Regions from separate parts of the Homo sapiens genome. Here region 2 is linked to region 1. A link is a loop called in an ENCODE intact Hi-C map of the cell type or tissue named here. Cell type or tissue: PC-3. All regions are shown on one strand. Links, peaks and the distances in the headings refer to the core of each region. The heading gives the core; the rest is flanking DNA.

What was found. A loop is a pair of places that touch in the nucleus more often than their neighbours do. Peaks named below come from ENCODE experiments on the same cell type or tissue, not always from the same donor. Only the 100,000 strongest peaks of a DNase experiment are listed, where the experiment ranks them.
Region 2: it touches region 1 in a loop (2.4-fold over the local background); 2 of 110 quality-filtered maps call a loop at or near these places.

The regions. Positions count from the first base shown.
Region 1 is chrX:16,585,093-16,593,433 of GRCh38, reverse strand. It overlaps CTPS2 (CTP synthase 2), which reads left to right. Exons shown (of 19, transcript NM_175859.3): 18 at 2,572-2,682; 19 at 3,659-5,435. The coding sequence ends at 2,641. Among named protein-coding and RNA genes, the nearest start is that of MIR548AM, 38 kb to the left of the region's middle. RefSeq lists an enhancer at 6,008-6,791. In PC-3, for the core only: no CTCF peak of the experiment used is centred there; a DNase peak (open chromatin) is centred at 4,003; H3K27ac peaks cover 4,412 bases.
Region 2 is chrX:16,465,156-16,473,496 of GRCh38, reverse strand. No RefSeq gene overlaps it. Among named protein-coding and RNA genes, the nearest start is that of MIR548AM, 160 kb to the left of the region's middle. In PC-3, for the core only: a CTCF peak has its summit at 3,433 (motif pointing left); DNase peaks (open chromatin) are centred at 6,256 and 6,656; H3K4me3 peaks cover 334 bases; H3K27ac peaks cover 4,620 bases.

The sequences.
Region 1 (8,341 bases), core at 116-8,115:
TTTTTGAGACAGAGTCTTGCTCTGTCGCCCAGGCTGGAGTGCAGTGGCGCGATCTTGGCTCGTTGCAAGCTCCGCCTCCCGGGTTCACGCCATTCTCCTGCCTCAGCCTCCCGAGTAGCTGGGACTACAGGCGCCCGCCACCACACCCGGCTAATTTTTTGTATTTTTAGTAGAGTTGGGGTTTCACCGTGTTAGCCAGGATGATCTCGATCTCCTGACCTCGTGATCCGCCCACCTTGGCCTCCCAACGTGCTGGGATTACAGGCGTGAGCCACCGCACCTGGCTGGGAATTCAGACTTTTATTGCTATAAATCAGCAAAAGTTTGGCCAAGACTGGGGATGGGTCAGGCATGAAACATTTCCTTGTAATATCATCTCCATAGATCAGTAGAACTCTAGTGGAGTAGATCAGTGTGCTGATTTATTTGGAACTGAGTAAAAGGAACCACAAACAGACCCCACAGCTCAGAGTGAAAGTTGAGTTGCAGAGCTATCTCATGGGGAAGGGGTATTTCTAAGGCAACCCAACCTGGCGATATTTGTCAATAATTGGTCCTATTTTGAATACTTTCTGTGACTCAAGGTAATCAGGGCATTCCATATATTTCTAATTTTGAAATTTGCATAATTGTGAAAATTATTTCTCCAACTCTTGGACCTATGAGAATGTTGGAAGGGAAAACTTTCACGCTGCTGACCTAAAATCATAATGAAAACATGATCTGAAGGAGATAACATTTCAAGGCAAGTGTAGAGAGTGCGTTAACATTTTTTATGTCACTGCAGGGTGTTTTCTGGGTCTTGAGCCAATATGCACGTCTTAGTCCTCATGACCACCAAGTTCAAGCTCCTGTGCAATTTGCTGATCGTAGATGACTAGTTCCTCCGTAATGAGGAGGTGCTGTGATTCTCAAGCACGGAGGCCAGCACAGATCTGGATCTAGGGAGGTGCTGTGGTCCTTAAAACACAGAGCCAAAAGCCAAACTGCAGCTGAAAAGAATTACAGCATTTCGCTAATGTAATCAGGGATACACAGCTGTGTTCACTGTTCTCTAGTCCTTTCATGTTGCTAGAGGGGAGAAAAGATAGTTTTTCCTCTACCCATCATAGGTTCATGGCCAAGGCCCTGATAACAAAAAAACAGATTAACAAGCAAAAAGCATACAGTTGGGCACAGCAGCAGGTGCCTATAATCCCTGTTATAGCAGGTGCCTATAATTCCAGTTACTTGGAAGGCTGAGGTGGGAGGATCCCTTGAGGCCAGTAGTTGGAGACTAGCCTGGGCAACAGTGAGGCACCACCTCCCCACACTCACACACACACACACTCCAGCCCCATTTCTTAAAAAAAAAAAAGAGACAGAGAAAAGCATACAAATTTATTTAATGTAAGTATTATGGGAACCTTCATAAGGAAATGAAGATTCAAAGAAACAGGTAAACTCTGGTCTTTCTAAAACAGACCTGATGAAGAGTAGAGAGTCATGGAGAGTTATAATAGAGCAAAAAGAGTGTGATCTCATGGTAATATAGTAGGGGAACTTAGCAAGGCCTGTTTATTCAGATTCTTCCCTGGGATCCTGTGTCTTCAGAGATAAGGATACTCGTTTCCTCTGGGTATGGGGGTTGGGGGTACCTCTCACCTGAGGGCCTTTTGACCTGCTTGGAGAAGGTCAGAAAATCCTTCCGGGGTGTTATGACCTGCTTCAGTGGGGGAAGGTCAGAGGAAGGTCAGAGAGAACTTCTTGCACATGCTGTCTCAAATTCCTTCCGCTTCATGCAATGTATATGTGGGGGCTGTTATGGTTAGAGTCATAATAGTCTAGGTCAGGGGTTGACAGACTTTTTCTGTAAGGTTAGAGAGTAAATATGTTAGGCTTATGAGCCATACGCAATATGCCAAGATGCCATATTTTGGGGTAGTGTGTCCTGAACTCCCTCATTGCCAAAGGAAACAGTTGTCATCAGAAGAATGAAGAATGAAAAAAACAAACTGAAGATCCAGGTAATATCGTATGCTATGTTATTACATTGAAGAACAAATTGACATCAGTAGGAGTAGGACTAAGTGATGCTCAACCTCAGATGGACTGAGGTTTAGTCCCTAGTATGACAAGAGTAGATTCACAGAAAATAAATGGGTCCATCAACTCAGGCTTTCATTTTAAATCAGTTTGTTAATATAACACCTCTAGTAGAAAGCAAGCAATAGTTAAGGTGGCAGGAAGGCAATCTACTTTCAAGGCTTTTATTAAAGTTTAGAAATGATCAGTGGTCTTCAGAAGATTATAAATTTCAGTCTAAACTGAAATGCGTTTTTAATTTTCTGAATAAGTAACTTCCAGTTTACGATGAAAATAAGTGATCAGTTTCTCTGACCAAAGAAAGAGGCCATTGCATGTGATTGGACTGACCTCTTCCTGTGGTGACTAGAAAGTGCTAAAAGAATATTCTTTAGTATTTTCTCTCATACTAAGGGGTTAATATGGAATGTGTTTGAAATTGCAAATTGAATAATTGTCCAGGTTTTTTTTTTATACCTTGCTAAATTAGTTCCTCTTTTAATCTAGTGATAGATACAGTGATGCCAGTGATGACAGCTTTTCAGAGCCAAGGATAGCTGAGTTGGAAATAAGCTGAAATGAATACATGACTGGGAATAATGGGGACTGCCTGTGAGGGTAAGATGGAATCTTCGAGGATTGTTCATTTCTCTCATGGACAAGCTGTCATCTTGGTATAGAGGCGGGTATTATAGGACTCGCCTCACAGGATCTTGCCCCTTTGAGATACTCCCATTTGACTGGCACAGTTAGCAGGACACGCATGACAGCCCATGACAGAGTTAGTGTTTGGGGAAAATGGAATGCACCTTGGGCCAGGAAAAAAAAAATATAAGTACACCTATAAATGTATATGTGGGGGCTGTTGTGGTTAGAGTCATCATAGTCTAGGCCAGGGGTTGACAGACTTTCTGTAAGGTCAGAGAGTAAATATCTTAGGCTTATGAGCCATGCAGTTCCTGCGGCAACTACTCAATTCTGCTGTTGTAGCAGGAAAGCAACCATAGACAATATGTAAGTGAACAAGCATGGCTGTGTTCCAATAAAATTTTATTTACAAAAACAGTTTGCTGATCCCTGGTCTAGGCCACTCATAGAAGAGCAGATTTCCTTGGATTTGTATAAAATAAAATTAAAATAAAATAAAACATAAAATAAAATAAAATAAAATAGTATTTGATTTCTTTGTAGGGAGATGCAAGAGACAGGCTTAGTGTCCAAGGGCAGCTTATTTTTCCATTGCTCTATTATGCACTATTAGAGAGAATACCAGCCTGGATAGCTTCAGTAAATTTATGCTCAGTGGCAGATAGTGCCTGGATTGCCCTAGGCATTATGGCAGGCCTTGACTTGTATAAGCTGTTCTTTAGCAGAGACAGCAGCTTTTGGAAGACTTGTAAAGTGTTCATTGCTTTCCTGTGAGGTCTCTTCATGTTTATCAGGGAAGATGCAAAGCTGTGTCTATTTAGTTTTGCCTCAAACATGGAGACCCTTTGGAGCAAGCCAAAATGGTGCAAAGGTTAGCTGGAGATATTGAAAGACTTGTATTATTCAGTTCCTGGTGTTGCTAATATTTATATTCTTTTCTTTTAAGCCTCTGAAATAATTGAAGGCAAGATGAAGGAACTATCTGAAGAAATCACTACACTCTTAGAGAATCCCTCTGTTCTCCAGCAAACATGGGATGTAAAGCCTCACAGGGAATCTGATAATACATACTTCTGTCAACCAGAACCAGAGGGGTAGTTTTCTTTTCCCTCCAGAGGCAGCCTTTGGTACTTAAAATATCTGTAGCTGATTAAATTTTTCCCAACAACCTCACTGGGGAGAAAGTGTGTTCATGTTTTGTCCAGCGGATCAGGATGTTAGGATGACGAGCAAGAGTCCAGGTCACTGTGCCTTTGCTGTGTTGTATGGAAAGGATGGCAGGGAACATGCTGTAAGTAATTTTGAGTAAGAAAATGAGTCACTGTGTTACCTGGAACTCAGCCACAGATTTGTGTGTGGTCCAAGATCATTGCAGTTTCTCACCCTGTTTATTTCCTGGTAAAAGTAAAATTGAATAGGTCCAAGACTTGGGGGTGGCAAGTAAGGCTTTGCCTCAGGCACAAAATTTAAGGGGGCTCCAAAAAACTCAGGAATCAAGATCAGCAATACAGTCTGAGTATCCCTTATGTGAAATGCTTGGGGCTAGAAGTGTTTTGAATTTCAGATTTTGGAATATTTGCATATACATGCGATATCTTGGGGATGAGACTCAAGACTAAACATGAAATTCATTTATGCTTCATATACACCTTATATACATAGCCTAAAGGTAATTTGATACAATATTTTAAATAATTTTGTGCATGAAACAAAGTTTCGACTGCATTTTGACTGTGATTTCTGGCATGAGATCAGTTATGGAATTTTCCACTTCTAGCGTCATGTTGGCATTCAGAAATTTTGAAATTTTGGAGCATTTTGGATTTTCAGATTAGGGATGCTCAACCTGTATATATATTTTTTAATCGACGTGAAATTCACGTAACATAGAATTAACCATTTTGAAGTGAACAATTTGGTTGCATTCACTGATGTTGAGCAACCACCACCTTTAACTATTTCCAAAACATTTTCATCACTCCAAAATAAATGCCTGTACACACTAGCAGTCACTCCCTATCTTCCCCTCCACCTGTCCGCTGGCAACCACTGATCTCCTTTTTATTTCTGTGGCTTTTTCTATTCTGGATATTTCATATAAGTGGAATTACACAATATATGTGGTCTTTTGTGTCTGGCTTCTTCTGAGACAGTAGGAAGGGGGGCTTGGCTTTGGCTCACCCCCACTAGAGCATTTTTTCATGCATTCCCACTGATCACAAAACCCATACTACTACCTCATTGACACCATACCTGCTAACCTCGAGGCTTTAGTCATACAAAGAAAATGGCCTTTCTGTATTGTTCTTCTGTGCTCTCATAATGCTTAACCATGTCTTTTACTTAAACAATTCCAGGAACTGGCCTTAGGAGATCCAAATAGGGAACCAAGATTGCAGAGTGTCCCATCTTGGGAGGGAATGCTGAATAATTAATTGATTTACAGCCTTGTTGCCGCTGGCCAGACCACCAGGTGGCCCATTACTCGAGATGATCATCACAACCAGATGATGCTAACCTATATCCTCTACCCTTCGCGTGCTTTGTCTGGGAAGTCTTTTGGCCCCATGTCAGTTTCTATTGCATTGAGAGCCCAAGAGCCCCTGGTCAGTCAGGCTTCCATTTAGCATGGCGTTTGCAAGGTTTACCCATGTTGTAGCATGTGTCAGAATTTCATTCCTTTCTATGGCTGAATAAAATTCCATTGTATGAATATACCACAATTTGTTTCACCTTTTGGTTATTGTGACTAATACTATGAACAATCACATGCAAATGTTTGTTGGAATGCCTGTTTTTAATTCTTTTGGGGTGTATGCCTAGGAGTGGAATTGCTGTGTCATATGTAATTCTCTTTAACTTCTGAAGAAGGATCAGTAATATTTTAATGTAGTATTATTTTAAAAAATCAAAATTAGGCCAGGTGCGGTGGCTCACACCTGTAATCCCAGCACTTTGGGAGGCCAAGGCGGGCGGATCATGAAGTCAGGAATTCGAGACCAGCCTGGCCAACATGGTGAAACCCCGTCTCTACCTAAAATACAAAAATTAGCTGGGCATGGTGGCCCGTGCCTGTAATCCCAGCTACTTGGGAGGATGAAGCAGGAGAATTGCTTGAGCCCGGGAGGCGGAGGTTGCAGTGAGCTGAGATTGCACCATTGCACTCCAGCCTGAGCGACAAGAGCAAGACTCCGTCTCAAAAAAAAAAAAAAAAAAAATCAAAATGAAATAATTCACATTTGAACACAAAATCAAATTTTCAAATAAAGACAGGATCCAGCTCTGCACCTCCTTCACCTCCCCCAGTCCTTGCCCCATTCTCTGACGTTCTTATCTAGTATGTTTTCTACTTTTTCCTGTTGAATGTGCTTGAGATGACTTAGTTGTTGCCTACATTTAAGCTTTCTAATACTAATTTAAATATTTTAATTGTTCAGTTAATTTTTTTGTGGTGGTTTTGCTCCCCCCCCAACTTTTTTTTAATGCCATAAGGTATTATGGCCTTATTTTGTAAGATGCCACAGAAAATTCATCTACCAAGCACATACAAAAATGAAATGAGTAATTCTGGTAAACAAAAAAATTAAAGAGCTTTAGGGCCCTGCTTGCGAAAATTACAGCTTGAAGATCACAAGAGGCTCCAAATGAAAAGCCCGCACCCACGGTAGGTTAAAAGCTGGAATAGGCCTCATAGAGAGGGGGTTGGAAGCTCAGAGGCAACACTTTTAACATCACAAAGGGGTAGTCTGGCTTAAATGGAAGTTTTCAATTTTAATGATTGTGATTTCTAAAGTCATTTGTAACAGAGTGCTTTCCTGTGGGCTAATGATGCATGTAAACAGGACCAGAAAGACAAGCACTTAAGAAACAATAAACCATCCTGTCCCCTTGAACTTGGAATGTAGGGAAGCACAGAAGGACAGTAGCATGGCTGCTTAGCATACAGGTACTGGAACAAGAGTGAGACATGAGCACATAGAAAGTCACTATAAATCATTACTCAACAAATGTTTCTTGAGCCAGGCATGGTGATAGGGGTCCCAGTCCAGACCCCAAAAGAGGGTTCTTGGATCTTGCGCAAGAAAGAATTTGGGGGCAAATTCATAGAATAAAGTTTATTAGAGAAGTAAAAGAGACAAAAGAATGGCTACTCCATAGACACAGCAGCGGCACGCGCTGCTGACTGGGTATACTTATGGTTATTTCTTGATCATATGCTAAATAAAGGGTAGATCATTCATGAGTTTTCTGGGAAAGGGGTGGGGAATTCCTGGAACTGAGGGTTCCTCCCCTTTTTAGACTATATAGGGTAACTTCTGAACACTGCCATGGCATTTGTAAGCTGTCATGGTGCTAGTGGAAATTTCTTTAAGCATGCTAATGCATTATAATTTGAGTATAATGAGCAGTGAGGATGACTAGAGGTCACTTTTCTCACCATCTTGGTTTTGGCTGGCTTCTATACCACATCTTGTTTTATGGTCAGAGTTTTTATGACCTGTATCTTGTGATACCAGTCCTGCCAACCTCCTATCTCATCCTGTGACTAAGAATGCCTAACCTCCTGGGAATGCAGCCCAGTAGGTCTCAGATTCATTTTACCCAGCCCCTATTCAAGATGGAGTCACTCTGGTTCAAATGCCTCTCACAATGTCAGGTGCCGGGGGTGCAGTGGGGAGTAACCTCAGATAGAATAGAAAAGGAACTCAGTTCCTTTTTCACGTTTTTTTTTTTCTTCTTGTCTCACTGATCACAAGACCCACACCCCTGCCTTGCTGACAATTGGTTTTAGATAAGGCTTCAGGCTTACAAAGAAAATAGCCATTCTTCTGTGCTCTCATAATGTTTAATCATGCCTTTTACTTAAAAGAATTCCAGGAACTGGCCTTAGGAAATCTAAACATCAAACCGAGGTTTCAGAATGTCCCATCATGGGAAGGGAAGGAACCCTGAACAATTGATTTGCAGCCTTGTTACAGCTGGCCAGACCCCCAGGTGGCCCATTACTCAAGATAACCATCACAACTAGATACGCTAACCAGCATCCCCTACCCGTCACGTGCTTTGCCCAGGCCAGCCTGCATACCCTACCCATGATACCAATTCCTGTGTTTGCCTAATAAAAAAAATCCCTACCACCTTTTCAGGGAGTCAGCTTGAGGGTCCTTGTACCTCTGGTGTCTCCCCTGCACTCGAGCACAAGCCCCAAGATAAAAGCCTTTTCTGGAAATCTGCTTGTCCCCATGTTAACTTTTATTACATGATGAGCCCAAGAGCCTGTCATCTGTAACAAACCTGCCTTCAGACCTGACCATCTCTTGGGGGAAGGCAGGCTTTAAACAAATCTATAGGGAAATAAGTATTTAATTATATTAATAATTGTGATATGTTTAGAGGCTATGACACTATCAAAGAACAAGGACAAGGGGGCTTGAGAGTTTAAAATGGGGTCCTATCAGAAACTAGAGAGCCAAGGACAGCCTCCTGAACAAAGCAGGTAAATACTTTACCTGGTTTTGTGTGTGGTCACACAGTGCAAAGACAACGGGCCGAGAGCTCTGAGACCCAGTGGGGATGTGCTTTTCCTGACTGACAGGACAGTTGGGTGAGTGGTGGCACTGTTTCAATG
Region 2 (8,341 bases), core at 305-8,304, 120 kb after region 1:
ATCCTCTGTGCTTTGCCTATTCATCCCTCCCTCTTCCCAACCCCTGGAGAAAACTGACCTTTTTACCATCTCCATAGTTTCACCTTTTCCAAAATGTCATATAGTTAGAACCATACAGTATGTAGACTTTTCAGATTGGCTTCTTTCACTTAGTAATATGTATTTAAGGTTCTTTCCTGTCTTTTCATAGCTTGATAGCTCATTTCTTTTTAGCATTGAAAGATATTTCATTGTCTGGATGTACCACCATTTATCCAGGTACTGAAGGACATCTTGGTTGCTTCCAAATTTTGGCAATTATGAAGAAGGCTGCTATAAACATCTGTATGTAGGTTTTTGTGAAGACATAAATTTTCTACTTGTTTGGGTAAATACCAAAGAGCATGATTGCTGGATTGTATGGTAAGAGTATGTTTAGTTTTGCAAGAAACTGCTGAACTGTCTTCCAAGGTGGCTGTACCATATTGTAGTCCCACTAGTAATGAATGAGAGCTCTTGTTGCTCCACATTCTTGCCAGCATTTGGTGTTATCAGTGTTTTGGATTTTCACCATTCTAATAGGTATGTAGTGCTATTTCATTGTTGTTTTAATTTGCATTTTCTTGATGACAGATGATATGGAGCATGTTTTCATATGTTTATTTGCCATCTTCATATCTTCTTTGGTGAGATGTCTGTTCAGATCTTTTGCCCATTTTTTAAACTGGATTGTTCATTTTCCATATTGCGGGGTTTTAAGAGTTCTTTGTGTATTTTGGATTATAGTTCTTTATCAGATCTGTCTTTTGCAAACATTTTCTCCTAGTTTGTGGCTTGTCCTCTCATTCTCTTGAAGTGATTGTATTTCCTTGAATTATTCACTTCACATTCACTTACTGAGCATCTTCTATGGTCTAGGTTCTCCGCAAGGCTCTGGGTATATAAAAGTGATTAAGACATAACCTTGCTTTTAGACACTTTTAGTGTGATGAAGGAGAAGGATGAGTAAATAGGTGATTAGAACACTCTTCTAAGTAAGCAGTCTCAGGCTTCTTGGAAGAGGAGTGTAAGACATAAAGAAAAAGGATATTGACAACAAGCACAGGTGGGCAGAGCCTTCTGGGTGAAGGGAACACTACATCACAATGACATAAGTAAGTTCTTGTCAATATGATCATTAGCTATTATTGCTATGGTAATAGTGTGTCTAGGCTAGAAGTAGGCAAACTATGGCTGTGGGCCAAATCTGGCTGGCCATCTGCTCTTGTAAATAAAGTTTCATTGGAATACATTCATGTCCATTTATACACATATTTTCTGTAGCCACTTTTGTGCTACAAGTAGTTGCAAAAGAGACAGTCTTGCTTGCAAAGCCTCAACTATTACTCCCAGGCCCTTTACAGGTGGGGCTCAGACTGGAGGGGCAAAGATAGACTGCTGCTTTAGTGAGATGCTTTAGTGATTTTTCCGCGGCAAAACCACATGGCAAAAGTCATGGACAGGTGGAGAATTGATTCCAATCACATGTCTGAGGGCATGGCAAGCTACACATATTTTTCAGGAGCAGCAGAAGTTTCATTCATGGCTGGTCAAAATTAATATCTGTTAAATGACAGCGACTTTCTCCCCATTTCCTGTGTCTAAGAGGAACTACACTGTAAAAAACTCCTGGCAGGCAGCTCTGACATTTTTCTTTTTTCAGCAAGGTAAACAGATGTAGATCACTTTCTTTCTGATTGTCCCAGAATAATTTGAGATGAGAAAAGAAGACATGACCTGGGGCACTTAAAGACAGGTTGCTTTTCACTAACAAAGCTGGAAGACTTTTTGAGCTCTTCTAAATTATAAGTTTATTATAGCTGGAAAGACTTTCTTTTCAGATAAAGATAAAGAGGGCATCTCAATTTCTTTGTGAGATATGATTAGCTTCCTGGAAATCCTGTCTATATAGCTCACTCGTGATGCTTACTTTTTAGGTGTTATCTACTTACATGGTATTTTTCATTTCTCCCTTAACATCAGTGTGCTGGGAAAAAAGTACACCCACACGCATAATTTACGTATATAATTGTATAAGTGCATATATATATATATCTCCATTTGTCCTGAGACTGGGCCAGGTTGTGAGGCTGTGAAGTATGAGGTTGGTAGAAACTACCTTTGAGGGGTCTTTCAGTTTTCCTTTGATCTGTCTTTTAACCAGCCCCCGATCCTGCTTTCTGCTCCCTAACTAATTTCTTCTCCCATAACTCCCCACCCCTTCCTGGGCACGGGGGTCTTTTGGGCTTGTCACCTCTCTGGAAAGTGCACTGTGTGATAAGCACATTTGTACTGACATGTTAGTAAGTTTATGGCTTTTCAAGTGGGACATGAGAAGTGGGCACGACTCAACCAAAGGAAAAAAATACTCTGATAATTGAACTGTAGACAACAGCACAGAAGAGGTATTATGTTTATATTGGGGATTTTCCTAGCACCTCTCCCTTTATATTATATCACATAAATGATTACCCCCTTCATCAAACAGAACCTGCCCTTGGGCTGGGCATGGTGGCTCACACCTGTAATCCCAGCACTTTGGGAGGCCAGGGTAGGGGGAGGATCACCTGAGGCCAGGAGTTCAAGGCCAGCCTCGGCAACATAGTTTTAAGACCCCATCTCTAAAAAAAAAAAAAAAAAAAAAAATTACCCAGGCATGGTGGTGCATGCTTGTAGTCTCAGCTACACTGGAGGCTGAGGCAGGAGGATCACTTGATCCCGGGAGGTCGAGGGTGCAGTGAGCTGTGTTTGTGCCACTGTACTCCAGCCTGGGTGACAGAGCGAGACTCCGTCTCAAAAAAAAAAAAAAAAAAAAAGAACCTGCCCTTGTTTTATCAGTATTATTTTGGTATTTACATAAAATATTAATTGATTATATTATATTGTTATCATCATCATCATCATCTAAGCTTGAATTTATTAGGCCTGGAGGGTAAACCATTCTAGGACTCTAACTCCTTAGTGGAAATTATAGCTCCTTAATGACAGCTACAAGATGTCATGACCCAACAAACCCAGTGTATGGTGCAAGAGCAGAAGCAACCCTCTATGACATATGCTGGAGAGATATTATGATTTATTATTTCCATTTTACAGGGGAAAGTCGAGGCTTAGAGAATATAAATGCCACACCCAAGTTCATATGGCTACTTGAGGAAAGGAGGAGGAGTAGGATCTGATCTCTTTTCACTCCAAGCCTGGGACTCTTTCTTATAGCAGGACCTCAGAACCTCACACAGCTTCTTCAGGGTTTCACTAAAGCGTTTCAACCTAGGTTGCCCTGCCCAGGAACCAAGCGGAACAGGTGGCTTGCTTGCAGGGAGTCTAAAGAACCCGGCACGATCTGCCCCCAGCAGTTCAGTTGGTGGGATCAGACTTGCCTCAGTAACAAATTCTGGCCCCTAGTGGTGAGATGATTTGGGGCTGACTTTTGCCGAAGGTTGGGGCACTGAGGGAATTGTATGTCCCTCTGGGGCTTGCAAAGGAACCAGAGTTCTTTTGAACAGCTGCATCACAACTAGGTAGCAGTGCTGCCCTCCCAGACCAGGACACCAGGGGCCCCTGCCCTGGGCCCCACACCTTATAAGACCCCATACACCACAAGCAATGAAAGACAATGACTTTTGGAATGTTTTTGAACTCATAAAATTTGAAATGTTTTAAAGTTTGATGAATTTTTAATGTTTTTAAAGACGTTTTTATAAGTGCGATAACTGATTAAGTTACTGGGAATTACGGGAGAGAGATGTACTCTCCTAGGCCTCCCAGGTCAGAGGATTCTGGGCTGAGAACCTGTAAGTGTGTGTGTGTGTGTGTGTGTGCGCGTGTGTGTGCACGCGTGCGTGCATGGTGGAGGGTGGGGAGACAGCTTCCACTCCAGGAAACCAGAGGAAGATTGGCTGCTTTCATTTGAAGATGGCCATTCTAGTCTGGCACAGTGTGGTACACCTGTAGATCCAGCTACTCTCTTGAGCCCAGGAGTTTGAGGCTGCAGTGAGTTATGATCAGCCATTGGACTCCAGCCTGGGTGACAGAGTGAGACTCCATCTCTAAAAAAAAATGAAAATTAAAATTAAGAAAAAAACACATTAAGTTGGCTGTTCTAAATCACCCAACGTGGGTGATTAGGCAGATGGGGTGCCCCAAATAACTGTTCCCTCCTCCCCCTCTGCTTGGGTGGTGGTGTTTTGGAAAATGCTTAGAACTGCCTGGAAATCTTGAGCTGTGAAAGTGTCCTTCCCAGCTCCTTGGGGAGCTTGACTTGGTCGGTCTAGGGGCGGATCCAGTCACCCTGACACTGCCTAGGCATCCTTGACTTGGGTCCAGCTTCCACCATGCCCTGTCCCACAAGACCCATTCTGGTATTTAGACTCACAGACACAGCTGACCTTGGGGTAAACTTAGGTTTCTTTAGCCTATCCAAGGGAATGATGGTCCCCAGGGGTGTGGGGTGCTGGGTGGGAAGGTATGCCAAGCTGTTGGTGTAGCTTGATTTGTAAATTCTATATCTTTAGACTACGGTATGTGAGACTGCATTCATATGCTTGCTCCAGGCTCTGCAAATGTTACTTTGCAAAGCTGTTGTAGTAGCTTTGCAGGTTTTATGATCTTTGCAATAATGTTTTGAACCCCTTATCTGGGATACCTTCTATTATGGGTTGAACTGGGTCCCCCCAAAAGATAGGTTGAAGTCCTAATCCCTAGTACCTGTGACTATGACCTTTTTTTGGAAATAGAGTCTTTGCAGATGTAATCAAGGTAAAATGGGTCATTAGGGTGAGCCCTAATTCAATGCGACTGATGTCTTTATAAGAAGAGAAAAACACCATGTGAAGACAGAAGACACACGGTGAAGAAATGACCACGTGGAGATAGGGCAGAGATTGGAGTGATACTGACACAAGCCAAGGAATGCCTAGGGTGACCAGAAACTGGAAGAGGCAAGGAAGGATCCTCCCTACAGACTTGGGAGGGAGTATGGCTCTGACAACACCTTGATTTTGGACTTCTGACGTGCAGAACTGGGAGAGAAAAAATTTCTGTTGCTTAAATCCACCAAATTTGCGGTACTTTGTTATAGCAGACCTAGAAAATGAATACACTCATTCAAAGATGTTTCTGTCTGTGGCTTTAAAGAGCAGGATTGGGATGAGAGTACGGTTCTTGCAGTGCTCAGTTCTAACGTCATAGAGATAGCAAATTTTTAACTCTCCTGAGTTAAAGTGACCGTGACATTGTGTACTGACACTAAACATTCAGTTTTAAATTCAGAATCGGAACAGATGTGATAACTAATTAAAAACCCAGGGTGGCATTTTTTCCTTGTGGTATCAAATTAATTCACTTTTATAGAAATATGCTGATGATTTACCTTTCCAAGGGGAAGTTGTTAAACTTCCTTGGGCGAACAGATTTCTTTAGCATAGAAGGTTACAGGCTGATGTTACAGACTTTGAAACTGTCAACCAAGGCAATGTGTCTCTGTATTCGCATCTATTGCCTCCAGAACATATGAATGTTTAAAGAAGATTAAAAAAATTCCAATTGAGCCCCTCCGAAGTCATTTTCAATTCTAGGAAATGGAAATGCAGCTTACATCTGTATTTCCCAAGGAATTGATGTAATGCAATTTGTATAAAATAATCATAGAGAGTTAGAGCAGAGAGTGGATCTTTGCATTAAAGTGAAATCAGCCCAGAAATCGCTCTTCTCAGGGTCTGTCTTTCAGAACCCCATTTAGCTTTTAAATAAGACTCCTCTTTCCTGACTTGCTTTGATGAGCCACTCTCATCTCAGTGATTGCTCCTGACATTTAGCTGCCTGTACGATTAACTGGGGGCCATTCTTTTCTCTTGGAGAAGGACCATGTGCAGTGAATATGCATTTGCAAAGTGTTTCTTTGACTTGGGAGAGTGGCTGTGGATAAGTAGATAGGATGATGCCTGGAGTAAAGTTTGTGATGGAGACCCCAAACACTCACCCTTAGCAAAGCTGTGAGTGGCTATCATCAGCACATACCCGCTCCACCTCCCTTGCAGTCCCCAATTAAAGCTCATTGAGTTACCAGGTAAGCTGGTGATTTCTTATCTCAAGGAATGAAAAATTAAATCTAATAAACTTCTCTGAGGATTGAGAACTCCATATGTCGCCCCTACAGGTGATTTAAAAAAAAAACCAAGGAAATGACTCACAAAAAGGATTGAAATTTTTACAATGAGATTACAGATATCCGGATGGGAGATATTTGTTCCCCTTGGCATGACTGTGCCTGGGCCAAAGCCTGGGCCAGCAGGTAGAACAGTCAGGGATGGAATAGATCAATGAGACTGTAGCAGAGAAAAACGGCTGCCTACCAAAGATTCTGCTGTTCTTTCTAGCATAGCACTATAGTTGGGGCTACGTTCCCCAGATTGCTTTACAAAGCAATGGGGCTACATAACATTTTATTGCCATGGCCTGTGAGTGGAAGGGTTGTGTATCACTCTTGGTTGGAGGTGACTGAGAAGCAAGTGTACCTTCTCCCTCACTTTCCTCATCTACTGACAATCTTTAGAGGACTCCCAGTCCCTGGGAAGGTGGAGCCATGAGATGGAAGGAGCCTGTCTCTGAATCACTACAAGGAGGGAAACTGCCCTGAGCTATTTTGAGAGCCGCAAATGAAGTTTGATTGACCTGACTCATTGCATTCTTTGAGCTCCTTAGCTCTTATCACTACCTAGTATGCTGTGTATTGTTGTTTATTTCTTTTTCACTAGTATGTAAGCCTCAGGAGGGCAGAGATTTTGGTTTGTCTCACTCGCTGCTGTATCCCAGGGTCGAGAACACTGTCTGGCACTGAGTAAGTGCTTGATAATGTTTGTTGAATGAATAAATGAGAGGATAAATGCAAGGAATATAGTTGTGATATGATGGAATTTGGAGGGGTTTTTTTTCTTTTTTTTTTTTCTGAGACAGGGTCTTACTCTGTCACCCAGGCTGGAGTGCAGCGGAGCAATCACTGCTCACTGCAGCCTCGACGTTTCGAGCTCAAGCTATCCTTCTGCCTGTCTCCTGAGTAGATAGGACTACAGGCACACACCACCATGCCCAGCTAGTTTTTAAATTTTTTTGTAGAGATGGGGCGGTGGGGGGCGGAGGGGGTCTCCCTATGTTGCCCAGGCTGGTCTTGAACTCCTGGACTCAAGCAATCCTTCTGCCTTGGCCTCCCAAAGTACTGGGATTACAGGTGTGAGCCACTTCGCCTGGCTGGAAATGTTAATTCTGGTTTCACCAGATACCACAATCTTGAATTTTTTTCAAGGCTGTTTTAGACATTTTTTTTTTTTTGTGGAGAAATGAGATGTAATTGCAGTTTGCAATCATTTACTCAGAATTACATTTTGAGAATCTGCATTAGTTATCTTTTGCTGTGAAATAAATTACCTCCAAATTTGTGGCTTACAACAACAAAAATTTATTAATTTTATAGTTTCTGAGGGTCGGGAATCTGAGAGTGGTTTGGCTGATGGTTCTGGCTCCAGGTCTCTCATGAGGTTGCAGCCAACCTGTTGGCTGGGGTTGTAGTCATCTGGAAACTTGGCTGGGGCTGGAGAATTTGCTTCCAAGATGGTGCATTCACATGGCTCTTGTCAGGAGGTGTTAGATCCTCATGACCATTGGCTGGAGGTCTCCCTCAGCTCCTTACAATGTGTTCCCCTCCATAGGCCAGCTCACAATATGGCAGAGGGCTTCCCCCAGAGCAAGTGATCCAAGAGAGGGCTAGAGGTGACGTGACCAAGATGGAAGCCACAGTACCTTTTTATGACCTAATCCCCAAACTCACCACCCACAGTCACTTCAGCCACATTCTATTTGTTAGAGGTGAGTCACCAAGTCCAGCCCAGGCTAAAGACGAGAGTTAGGCTTTACCTCTTGAAGGGAGGCATATCAAAGGTTTTGTGGACTATCAAAGGTTTTGTGGACATTAAAAAAAAAAAAACTACCATGAAAACTTATTCCAAGGTTGCCGTTTTTAACAGACAACAGTCATTGAAGCATGTGCTCAATACCAATTATATTTAGTGTTCAAATAAGACTGTAGACATATTTATTTTAATGTACTTTTCAGATTGATATTCATAGGGCATAGAAATTCACAGGGCAGTTTTCTTAAGTCAATGAGCAACTTTCTTATGTCATGAGTCAGATGTGACACTGCCAAATTCACAACTAAGTCCACTGGGAGTTAACAGGAAAGAAGATGGAGAACCTATCATATTTGTTATTTTTTAGTTCGTGATATGTAGCTAAGTGTTCATCCTATCCTGCCCTTTCCTTCTCTGCC